Linked DNA regions of Homo sapiens: region 1 is linked to region 2. Evidence: read pairs that join two places in POLR2A ChIA-PET (ENCODE). Cell type or tissue: MCF 10A. All regions are shown on one strand.

Evidence for each region. Peaks named below come from ENCODE experiments on the same cell type or tissue, not always from the same donor. Only the 100,000 strongest peaks of a DNase experiment are listed, where the experiment ranks them.
Region 1: POLR2A ChIA-PET joins it to region 2 with 7 read pairs; 1 of 35 experiments calls an interaction of 5 or more read pairs at or near these places.

What each region holds. Positions count from the first base shown.
Region 1 is chr11:19,274,755-19,279,754 of GRCh38, forward strand. All of the region lies in intron 2 of CSRP3-AS1 (CSRP3 and E2F8 antisense RNA 1), which reads left to right. It also overlaps the pseudogene PCNAP4. Among named protein-coding and RNA genes, the nearest start is that of E2F8, 36 kb to the left of the region's middle. RefSeq lists an enhancer at 2,668-2,962. In MCF 10A, no CTCF peak of the experiment used is centred here; DNase peaks (open chromatin) are centred at 977, 2,357 and 2,867.
Region 2 is chr11:19,371,923-19,376,922 of GRCh38, forward strand. It overlaps a transcript of NAV2 not described here. Among named protein-coding and RNA genes, the nearest start is that of NAV2-AS5, 130 kb to the right of the region's middle. In MCF 10A, no CTCF peak of the experiment used is centred here; a DNase peak (open chromatin) is centred at 2,519.

The DNA.
Region 1 (5,000 bases), 97 kb before region 2:
GTTGCAGAAAATTTCACTCCATCTTTCGCACAGGAAATTACAACAACATCTCCAATATGATTGAGATCTCAGCATATGCATGCAAATTCACCAGCAGGCATCTTTACTACACAGCTGTACTCTTGTTTTGGAATTCCAAGTTGTTCAACATCCAAATCCATTAGCTTCATTTTATAATCCGAAACTTTCTCCTGATTTAGTGCTTCAAATACTAGTGCTAAGTTGTCTGCATTATCTTCAGCTCCTAACATCATGACATCTTCATTGCCAGCACAGTTTAGTATTTTGAACATACTGGATAGGTTCATGCCTATGGCCAGGTTGTAGTCGCAGCAGCACGTGTTGAAGCCCTTGGAGCAGTGGGTGAGCTGCCACGAGGAGATGCAGAACGAGTCTATGCTGTGCACATTCAGCTGCTTGAGCTAATGTCCCGGCAGGCCTCACTAATGAGGTCCTCAAGGGCCTCCAACACATTCTTCAGGATGGAGCCCTGGACCAGGTGTACCTCGAACATGGTGGAGTCACAATGACATGGCTACAGGAAGGTGCGAAGGAAGAAGGTCTAGGCAGTTTTGGCTTTATGAAGCTCAGAGCAAGTGGGCAAACGCCGTGGGAAGAGGCTGAGACCTCAAAAGATGATGACAAATCCACTATGCCTGCAACTGTTTAATCAAGACTTGTTTTTTTAATGAAGAGCTGGTGCGTGTTCAGGAGCACGAGTGGTGGAATTCACAGATTGCTATCCTCAGAATACCTTCCTGGCAGAAACCCAGGAGCCATGCTGGGATCCACACCCACTCCACCTCCCGCCCTTGCAGTTTCTGCTGGCATCACTGGAGACAGTGGAGACTTGTCCGTTACTCTGGCAGGGATTGGACATGCCTCCAGTGGGCTGTCGCTCCAGAAAGCAGAGAGCAAAGGAAGCCTCTGGCTAGGCTGTCACCAGCCCCTGAGTGGATGCATCATGCCCAGGGATTGGCAGTGAGTCATTGAAGCCCCAGACTGGTGGTAGCCAAGTTCCTTGAAGCCTTTACCTTGTGTATTGCTGAGTGGCACTATTGTAGGCAGGAGAGGAGGGCCACAGAGGCATAAAGGCTGTCTGCCCCCGAGCTTCTTCCTGGGAGGCCTGCAGGTACCTAAAGTGTCAGAAAAGCCATTAGTGCTTCCTCCCCAGGTGTCCGCAAGTGTCCCCAGTCATCTGAGAGATGATCTTAGGAGTCACTTGGAGGACTATTGGGTTTTAAATGTAATAGTCATGCATTTTAATGTCTCTTCTATTTATGGCAAGTCATATAGGTTTTCAATCAGTGGTCATAATGGTTTTTTAAAAATAATGTTAAAAAAGTGAATCTGTTTAAAGAAAATTGTTAAGGGAAGCAGCATAGCATAGTAGTTAAGAGAATGAACTCTGAAGACGGATGCATGGTCAGACTCCCAGCACCACACTTACCAGTTATGGGACAGTGGGTAAGTACTTCACTGTGCTGCAGTTTCCTTATCTTTAAGGAATAACAGTAGTACCCACTTAATGAGTTAGTTCATGTAAGCACTTACAACATGTCCCAGCTCACACTAAGCATCACATAGGTAACTGTTAAATAAAATGCAGTGAATCAAGGTGGTAGGGGAGTATAGGGCAAACATAATGAGGATGGGTCTAGAACAAGAGAAGTTTGTAGGAATGTTTGTCTTCTGCAATTCTTGCTCTGACAGTTGGGGGCCCAGGGCCCAGGGAGCAGAATGGCTGTATCCAAAGTCATAAACTGACATAGCATGGCAAGGCAGAATGAAATCCCTGCTCACTTGACTCACTATCAACTACAGGGCTGCAGAGGTGGCCCCTTCTATGGAGAAAGCAATTTGTCCCATGGGCCACTCAAAATGGCAAACATAGTCTCCAACAGAGGTGACGCAGACATTACCTCAGAGGCAGCCTTGATATCGCTGACCCCTCAGATGGATGCAGTTTCGCATAGCTCCTACTTGCTGATGAGATGGCCATGGCCATAAAGCAGTCTTCCAGAGTCTGTCCCAGGTAGATCTCAGGCCTCCATACGCCAGGGCCAGGCAATAGAGGTCATGGCCGGAGCCTCAGGACCTACCACAGAGCTGGCCCATGGAAGCCTCTGAAGGAATGTTTGATGACTCACCAAATGAATGAATGAATGAATGAATGAATGAATGAATGAATGAATGAATAAACATCCCCATTACATGGATCAGCTGATCAGCTAAGCAGAGGATACGCATGTGCCCAAGGGCCCTTTTGGTGCAGTGTGTGTTGTTCTTTCTGTGGGTGAGGCTGTTGAGGTATGTGTCTACAGAAGGTGCTAGCATAGTGCTGGTGTGTGTCATACACGAGGCCACGCCCTACACTTGTGCAAGTTTTCTGTGACCTCTGGGATCTGAAAGATCAGTATTTCCTAGAGTTGAGCAACAGTGAGGTTAGGGGAGTTTGAAGGAGGGAATGGAGGTGTGACATTTCTGGGGCCCAGGACCCAGGGAAGTAAGAAAGATGGTGTTTATGAAGGCACTTAGCTGCAAGGGCGAGGTCCTATAGGCAGGTTTAGGGCTTAATGACTATAATCACTTTGGCATGAGCAGCTGACATGGGCATCTCACTATACAGTTTACCTAAAGCACTGCCACTCCAGTTTCATCACTGGCTCCTCAGCACTGCATGAGTGCAGAGCAGTTATTGCAGTTTCTATTTAAAAACAAAGCCTGCTAAATGGCAAAGCTGGATAGAATCAGCTCCTCTGAGCCCATGTCCAGTATGATCTCAAGCCAGGCTGCGTTCTGATTGTGTATATCCCAGTAACCAATCCTGGCCATGACATGGTGCTTACCACATGATTCTCATCCCCTACCTCCAGGATTGTTTGCTGATGAGTCAGTGACCAAATGAATAGTGCAAAGGAGAGACAAGAGACCTGGGGTGAGGGCAAAGGGTGTCAGGTCGGGGCTGAAGAGCGCAGGAGGAAGAAAGGGCTGGAACGAATTCTCTGAAGATGAGCTGCTTCTTTCATGACTATGTGGGCCAGGCCAGGTTTCGGCTCAAGCCTCTCCTTGCTTTTAAGTTATCAGAAAATTTGTCATTGGTTCCCTAAATATTGAACGTGTTGGATCCAGAGTTCTCACCATGGGCCACAAGGTGCCATTGAGCTGGCTGCCCACTGTCTTCTCTCTTCCACTCTGTAGCCCCTGGAATGTCACTTCATTGGCCGCCTTTTGCCACTTCTAAAACATTCCAGCATACTTAGGCCTCAGGGCTTTTGCACTTGCTGTTCTCTCTGCCTGATATGCCTTTCCCCCACTGTCTACCTCAAATGTACCTCCTCAGAGAGGCCCTCTCTGCCACCTTGCCCCCTTGGCCTACCTTGTTTTTCTCCATAACACTGATCACTCCTTGGCATTTTATTGTATATGCATTTCTATCTATCTACTGGAAATGAAGCATCACAAGGCCAGAGATCTTTGCCTGCTTTGTTCATTGCTGTATGCCCAGTGCCTAGCACAATGACTCGCATATATTAGGTACATTAGGCATATTAGATTCAAATTAAACGTATTTGAATGAGTTAATGTGGTTTGAAGCTTTTACCTCTCTGAAGCTTCTAGGTGTGCTACTTTCACAGGAAGAGCAATCCTGGCCTAGGATGCTAGTGCCTACAAAGTGGCAGAGCTTGTACTTTATTAGATTCACTATATCCTTAGAAAAGAGGAGGCATGTTGGATAAGATGCAGCCCCAGCCCCCCAGCCTCTGCCAAAACCAACGTGTCCCAGTCTGAAGCAGATTCTAGTTGAGCTGGATGGTGGACTGGTAGACCAGCATCCCTCTGGCCAGAACAGACATGGATGGCGGGACTGGGAAAGGTCGGGACTGAGAATGGCTGAGATCAGGACATCAGGGGTCAAAGATCAAGACAGGGATCTGGGGCTGGGGCTAGGGCTGGGAAGAGCCAATGGGTCCTTGGTGGGCATTTAGGGGAGCTGGGTAGTTGATATAGTTTGGCTGTGTCCCTACCCAAATTTCATCTTGAATTGTAGCTCCCATAATCCCCATGTGTCATGGGAGGGACCCAGTGGGAGATAGTTGAATCATGGAGGCAGTTTCACCCATACTGTTCTCGTGGTAGTGAATAAGTCTCACAAAATCTGATGATTTTATAAGCGGAAATCCCTTTCACCTGGCTCTCATTCTCTCTTGCCTGCTGCCATGTATGGTGTACCTTTTGCCTTCTGCCAGGATTGTGAGGCCTCCCCAGCCACATGGAACTGTGAGTCCATTAAACTTCTTTTTCTTTAAAAATTACCCATCTCAGGTATGTTTTTATCAGCAGCATGAAAATGGACTAATAGAGTAGCCAACGTTTCTGAAATGATAATATGGGCCCAGTTCAGGTGGCTTCTTGTAAGCTATTGATACTTAGGACTTCTCTGCTGGCCCTACTTGGGCATGAAAGGTCCATTTCTTGACAGGATAAATGGCAACAATATTGTAATATGTAAAGATCCTACATATCTGTTATCTCATAACAACCATGTGTAGTATGTTTATTCATTTAGGTAACAAATATGTGTTGATCCCGTGTAAGAACCAGGCACTGTAGATGTTGCCTCAGTCACTGTCTTAGTCCATTTGTGTTGCTATGGACTCAGGTATACCTGAGCCTGGATGACTTATAAAGGAAAGAGGTTCATTTGGCTGACAGTTCTGCAGGCTGTACAAGAAGCATGGAGCTGGCATCTGTTGATGGCTTCTGGTGAAGGTCTCAGGCTGTCTCCACTCACTGCAGAAGGGGAAGGGGAATTGGTGTATGCAGAGGTTATGTGGTGAGACAGGAAGCAAGGGAGATGAGGGAGGTGCCAGGCTTTTTATAACGATCAGTTCTCCTGCGAGCTAACAGAGAACTCATTACCTCAAGGGGGCACCAAGCCATTCACGAGGGATCCATCCCCATGACCCAACACCTCCCATTAGGCCCCACCTCCAACA
Region 2 (5,000 bases):
ACCCAGAACCACATCTGGCTAATTTTTGTATTTTTTAGTAGAGACAGGGTTTTACCATGTTGGCCAGGCTGGTCTGGAACTCCTGATCTCAGGTGATCCACCCTCCTTGGCCTCCTGAAGCGCTGGGATTACAGGCATGAGCCACTGCACCTGGCCTATTTTTCTGTATCACAGTTAATCCTCATACTAACCCTGTTGGTAAGGAATTGGAAAACCTGGATATAATTCTAGCTTTGCTACTAAAGGCATCATGTTTCTCTTGGGGCAAGTCACTTCCCCCTCTGAATGCCTCAGTTTCCTCATTTGTAGAAGAGGGGTGTCATCCTTTTATACCATAGCATCTTGTGAGACACTGAATATGCACTTGATTCCCTAGCTGAAAAGTGCTGAATAGAGATTCTTCTGACTCCTTCAATCAGGTCCCTTTATCCTTTGAAATCTGGGAGCTTTCTCTGCTGCCCCATCCACTGGGCTCAGTACTGGATGGTCTGCATTTGTTGTGAATAGATGACAGCTGGGCTTGTATTTTCTTCAGATGGAGCTTGGCCTGGGTATTAAATAGCTGTCAGTAAGACCACTTTTCTAACTGGCGCAGAGGAGCAACAGAGCTGGGCTGGTAGTCCTCCCTCCAGATGTCTGGGGGTGCTTGCAGAGGGGAGCAGTGGGGTCTCTAACACTGAGTCCCCATCCCTTTGTGCTTGAAGGATAGCACCTAGAAAACATTGGCCCCAAACAGAAAGGCTGACCTCCGCTCCAAAATCCTACCTTATTTCTATGTGACTGTGGAAAGAGCGGGCCTGAGAGATATTAGTAATAAGTAAAGCTGAGAAACAGCTGTGGAAACGAGGTTTCAGGACCTCCTGGCCCCATCAGCACTACGCTCTAATTATCTCACAGCATTTGGCCAATTGGGCTGTTGGAGTTTCTAGGAAAGATTCATTTTAACCTTAACCAGTATTATTGTATTTCTTTTTATCCAGATGGGAGAATATTGTTTCTTTCTCCAGTCTTCACTGATTTCTCGTTTTTAAATCCTGCAGAACTTTATTCTCTTTGAAACCTATGAGGGACAACGAACATTTTTGGGAGTCGACTTGTTGTTGGACACTTTTACAGGCATTATCCCATACCATTCCCACAGACACAGATCATCTTTCCATGTGATGTTCACATTCTCTTTCTTTTTCTCCCATGTTAATAAGGTCTTCTCTTCTGGCTCCTCCTCTGAATGTTAAGTGCCCTGGGGCTCAGAACTTAGTCCTTTCTTCTGTTCTCTGGGATTTTGTAGGTGATCTTATTTAGGCTTTTGGCCTTACCTTTCACCTCTAGGCTGATAACTCCCCAATTTATGACTCCAGATCCAGCTATTCACCTGTGCTCCAGCCTCATGTCCCCCACCTGGAAGTCTGAGAGGCACTCCAAGGTCTGGCCTCTGCCTGCCTCTCCCCTCTCTTCTCTTTCACTCTCCCTTTGGCCACAATGACCTTCTTGCTGCTCCTTGAATCTGCCAACAATTCCCACCTCAAGGTCTTTGCACCTGCTTTTCTCTCTGGCTGGAAAAGAGTTCCCCCAATATTCTCATGGCTGTATCACTCTTCCTTCAGGTCACCTCCTCTGAAAGACCTCCTCTGATCACATCATCCAAACTAGTCCCTCCTGCAGGACCCCATCTTCCACTCTGTAGCCTCTTACCCTCCCTGTTTTTTGTTTGTTTGTTTTTTTGTCATAGCACTTGTCCTACCTAAAATGATATTGCATGCTTATTATATACCTGTTCATTGACTGTCTCTCTCCTTAGACATAAAATTCACAAAGGCAAAAGCATTATCTTCATGATTGTCGCTATAGCCCTGAACCTAGAATGTGGCTGCATGTGGCCTGGGGCCAGTGAATATTTGTTACATGTTGAATGAAAGAAAATATGACAGGTAGGTGTCACCTCTAGTTTTATAAATGAGTCAGTGGAGGCTGAAAGACATAATACACCCCATATCACCTGCTTTTTTCCCCCCTCAGAAAAGGGGGAAATAGTTTTAGTCAAGATAACCTGTATGAAAACAAGGCATTGAGTTATTTTTATAATAATTTATAACTTAAAAATAACAGTAGATCTTTCTTAATTGTCCAGATAACAAAACTCAGTATGTACATTTTATAGCAATTATAATAATGTTATCATGACCATAATTTACCACACGTATCACCAGTCTTGTTTTCTCTTTCTCGAAAACACATGCTTTTCTGACTTCACACATAATCTTGCTTTCTTGTTTTTCACTATGTATCAATGAACTTGGCACCCATACTTCTTTGTCAGCTCCAGCAGATGACAATTTATCTAGGAATCTGAATACTTGACACATCCAAAGAGAATTTTTCCGAAAAGGTTTTTTTTTTTTTTTTTTTTTTTTAAAATCAGCTATTAAATGACTCACCATGTAACTGTCCTCACTGAAGGATGATTTGTGATAGTGCCTGGCACTTGGTTGCAGGGTGAGCTATCAGTGAGTTGACTGGATGGTCACATGGCACCATAGTGTATTCTCTGGCAACACATATGACACATAGTTGAGACATCCTCAGTCACTCACATACTTTAGCAGAAACTAATTGTTTTGATACTTTATGTTGCAATTATGCAAGTATATTTTACATATCCTTTTAAAAATCTGCACAATAGGAAGAAACACCAAGAGAACTCAACCATGACTTAATGAGCTAGATCAACTCTTCTTTTTTGTTGTGTTAAGAAATCATCTGTCCTTTTGATTCTAAGAAGCCTTTACTGGAAATATCATGAATTCAGGAGAGATCAGGATGTGGACATTCAGGGCATATAACGTTCTCCCGCTTTGTTCTCCAACTGTTTGGCCCACCTGGCAATTTGACTCCCATTGTATTACTCAATGCCTCTCCTAGGTTTTTCTTCTCTTTGGATTGGAGCCTGTCTCTGTCTTTCCCTATCAAGGCCTTGCCCCATCCCCTTCCTGATTCTCAGTCTTTTAGGTGCACAGAAACTGACTTTGATTGTAGCTATCCCTTCTGATCGGATACTGCCTCTGACAACAAGATGTTCCCACTTGGCTCACCCAGCTTCCCAGTCAAGACATGGACTCTGATGTCCTTCTCTCTAGGCACATTGGAAGCTCCTTCTCGACAATAATGATCTTATACTTCTGTGTTCCTTCCAAAATGTAGCCCAAGACTAATTAAAATTAGTAAATACTCATTTGTCCAACTTATTGGTTTGTGGCAGCCAATTGTTCTTTCCATGATCCCTTTAGCTTTGAGTAGTTACAGTCCCATAAATCTGGGTAAAAACCCTTTCTTCCATGAGGTTATGGTGGAAGACCTCTGCAGAAGCACTGTTTCCCTGCTGCAGACACTCATAAGCAGGTGTGTTTAAATTTATCCCAGAAGATGGCTGGGCACAGGCCGGGAAACAAGAGACCAGTCAGTGAGAGCAGGCACCGTGTTGGTACTCCCTTCTCCTACAATCTAGCAAAATTCTTTGGGGTCCTATTCTTTCCCTAGTGCTTGAATTTCAATATCTACCTCCTCCCCCACAAACTCAGCTCTTGCTCTACATCAGTCTAAATTTACTGGTCTCCCAGCCTCTCCTTCCTATTAAATTAGATATTAGAGAAATCCATCAAGCCAGTGCTGCTTGAGGGTACAGTTTACAGTCCCTGTGCCTAAATCACTGGATGCTGTGGCTCGGATGGACCTAAATTTATCTACAGAATTACATGAAACCCTCTTGTTTTCACTTGTGCAGGTGTTCAGGTCCCGTCACACTACCTAATAAAACACTGAACTGCCCTGGAAGGTCTCAGCAAAATAATCCCATGTTATTATCACTTGGCATTCCTACAGCTCTTTATTTTTTATCTTCTGGTGGCGATGGTGGGGGGTGTGTGTTTACGATCATTTTATTAGCCTTTCCACACAAGATTCGTTTTTTATTAAAAACACAAATATCATTATAAATATCTTGGTAGAGAGGTAGAGAAGAGATTTTGAAAGAGACTAGGCAAAAGGATTAAATATCTATAGGTTTAAACTGTTGCTAAAATAAATGCTCACAATATAGCCATGAACTTTTTTCTTAAAGGTAGCCTTCATTAATTATCTTTCCAATGGGAAGTAACAGCTGAGACCTTAAAAGCCAGATATGTCGCAGGGAAAAGGCAAGTTTATGGAGATGATGTTAAGAAAAATCTGGTGTTTAGAAAGTCTTGTTTTCTATTTTCTGTAGTTACTTCCTGCTCAAAACTTTTTCTCATTTGTGCATTTCTGGTTATATAATCTGGATCTTGTTACGGCAACATTAAAGTGGATTTAAAAAACAAACAAACAAACAAAAAAACAATTGCTGGTGAAGCATCCTAATTGGTAAATACAGATAATAGGTACATGACATTTGGGAGTTTACAAAGCACCTTTATAATGATAATCACATTTAAATCTCATGACAACCTTGAGACAGGTACACTTAGAAACCCCTACTGCAGAGGAGGAGACGAGGGCACAGAGGGGACGAGGGACTCACCTGCTGTTATACTGCTAGTGAGCAGCAGAGCCTGGACTCGAACCCAACTTCTCTTATTTCTGTTTCAAGGTCTTTCTATAATCACACATTGTTTCCCAAAGAAACAGCCTTGTTCATTCATTCAATCAACTGTCTGTCTATAGCTATCCATCCAAAACGTTTATGAAAGATCTACTATATACCAGATACTGTCTAGAACCCTCAGCTTGGTAGGGAAGACAGCAAGTGAAGGGATGATAATAGTAAACTGTAACAAGTGCTCAGACATTAGCACTGGGGCTCTGGAAAAACAAAGAATGGACACTTAGCCTGAGGTGGAGGGGAAGCTCAGAGTAAGGGAAGGCTTCCTGGAGGAAGCAGTGCTGGAGCCAAGTCTGGATGTGTATGGTATTTAACAAGCATGTATTTCCCTGGGTTGTCCCAGTTTCCTAGGCACCACTTATTGGCC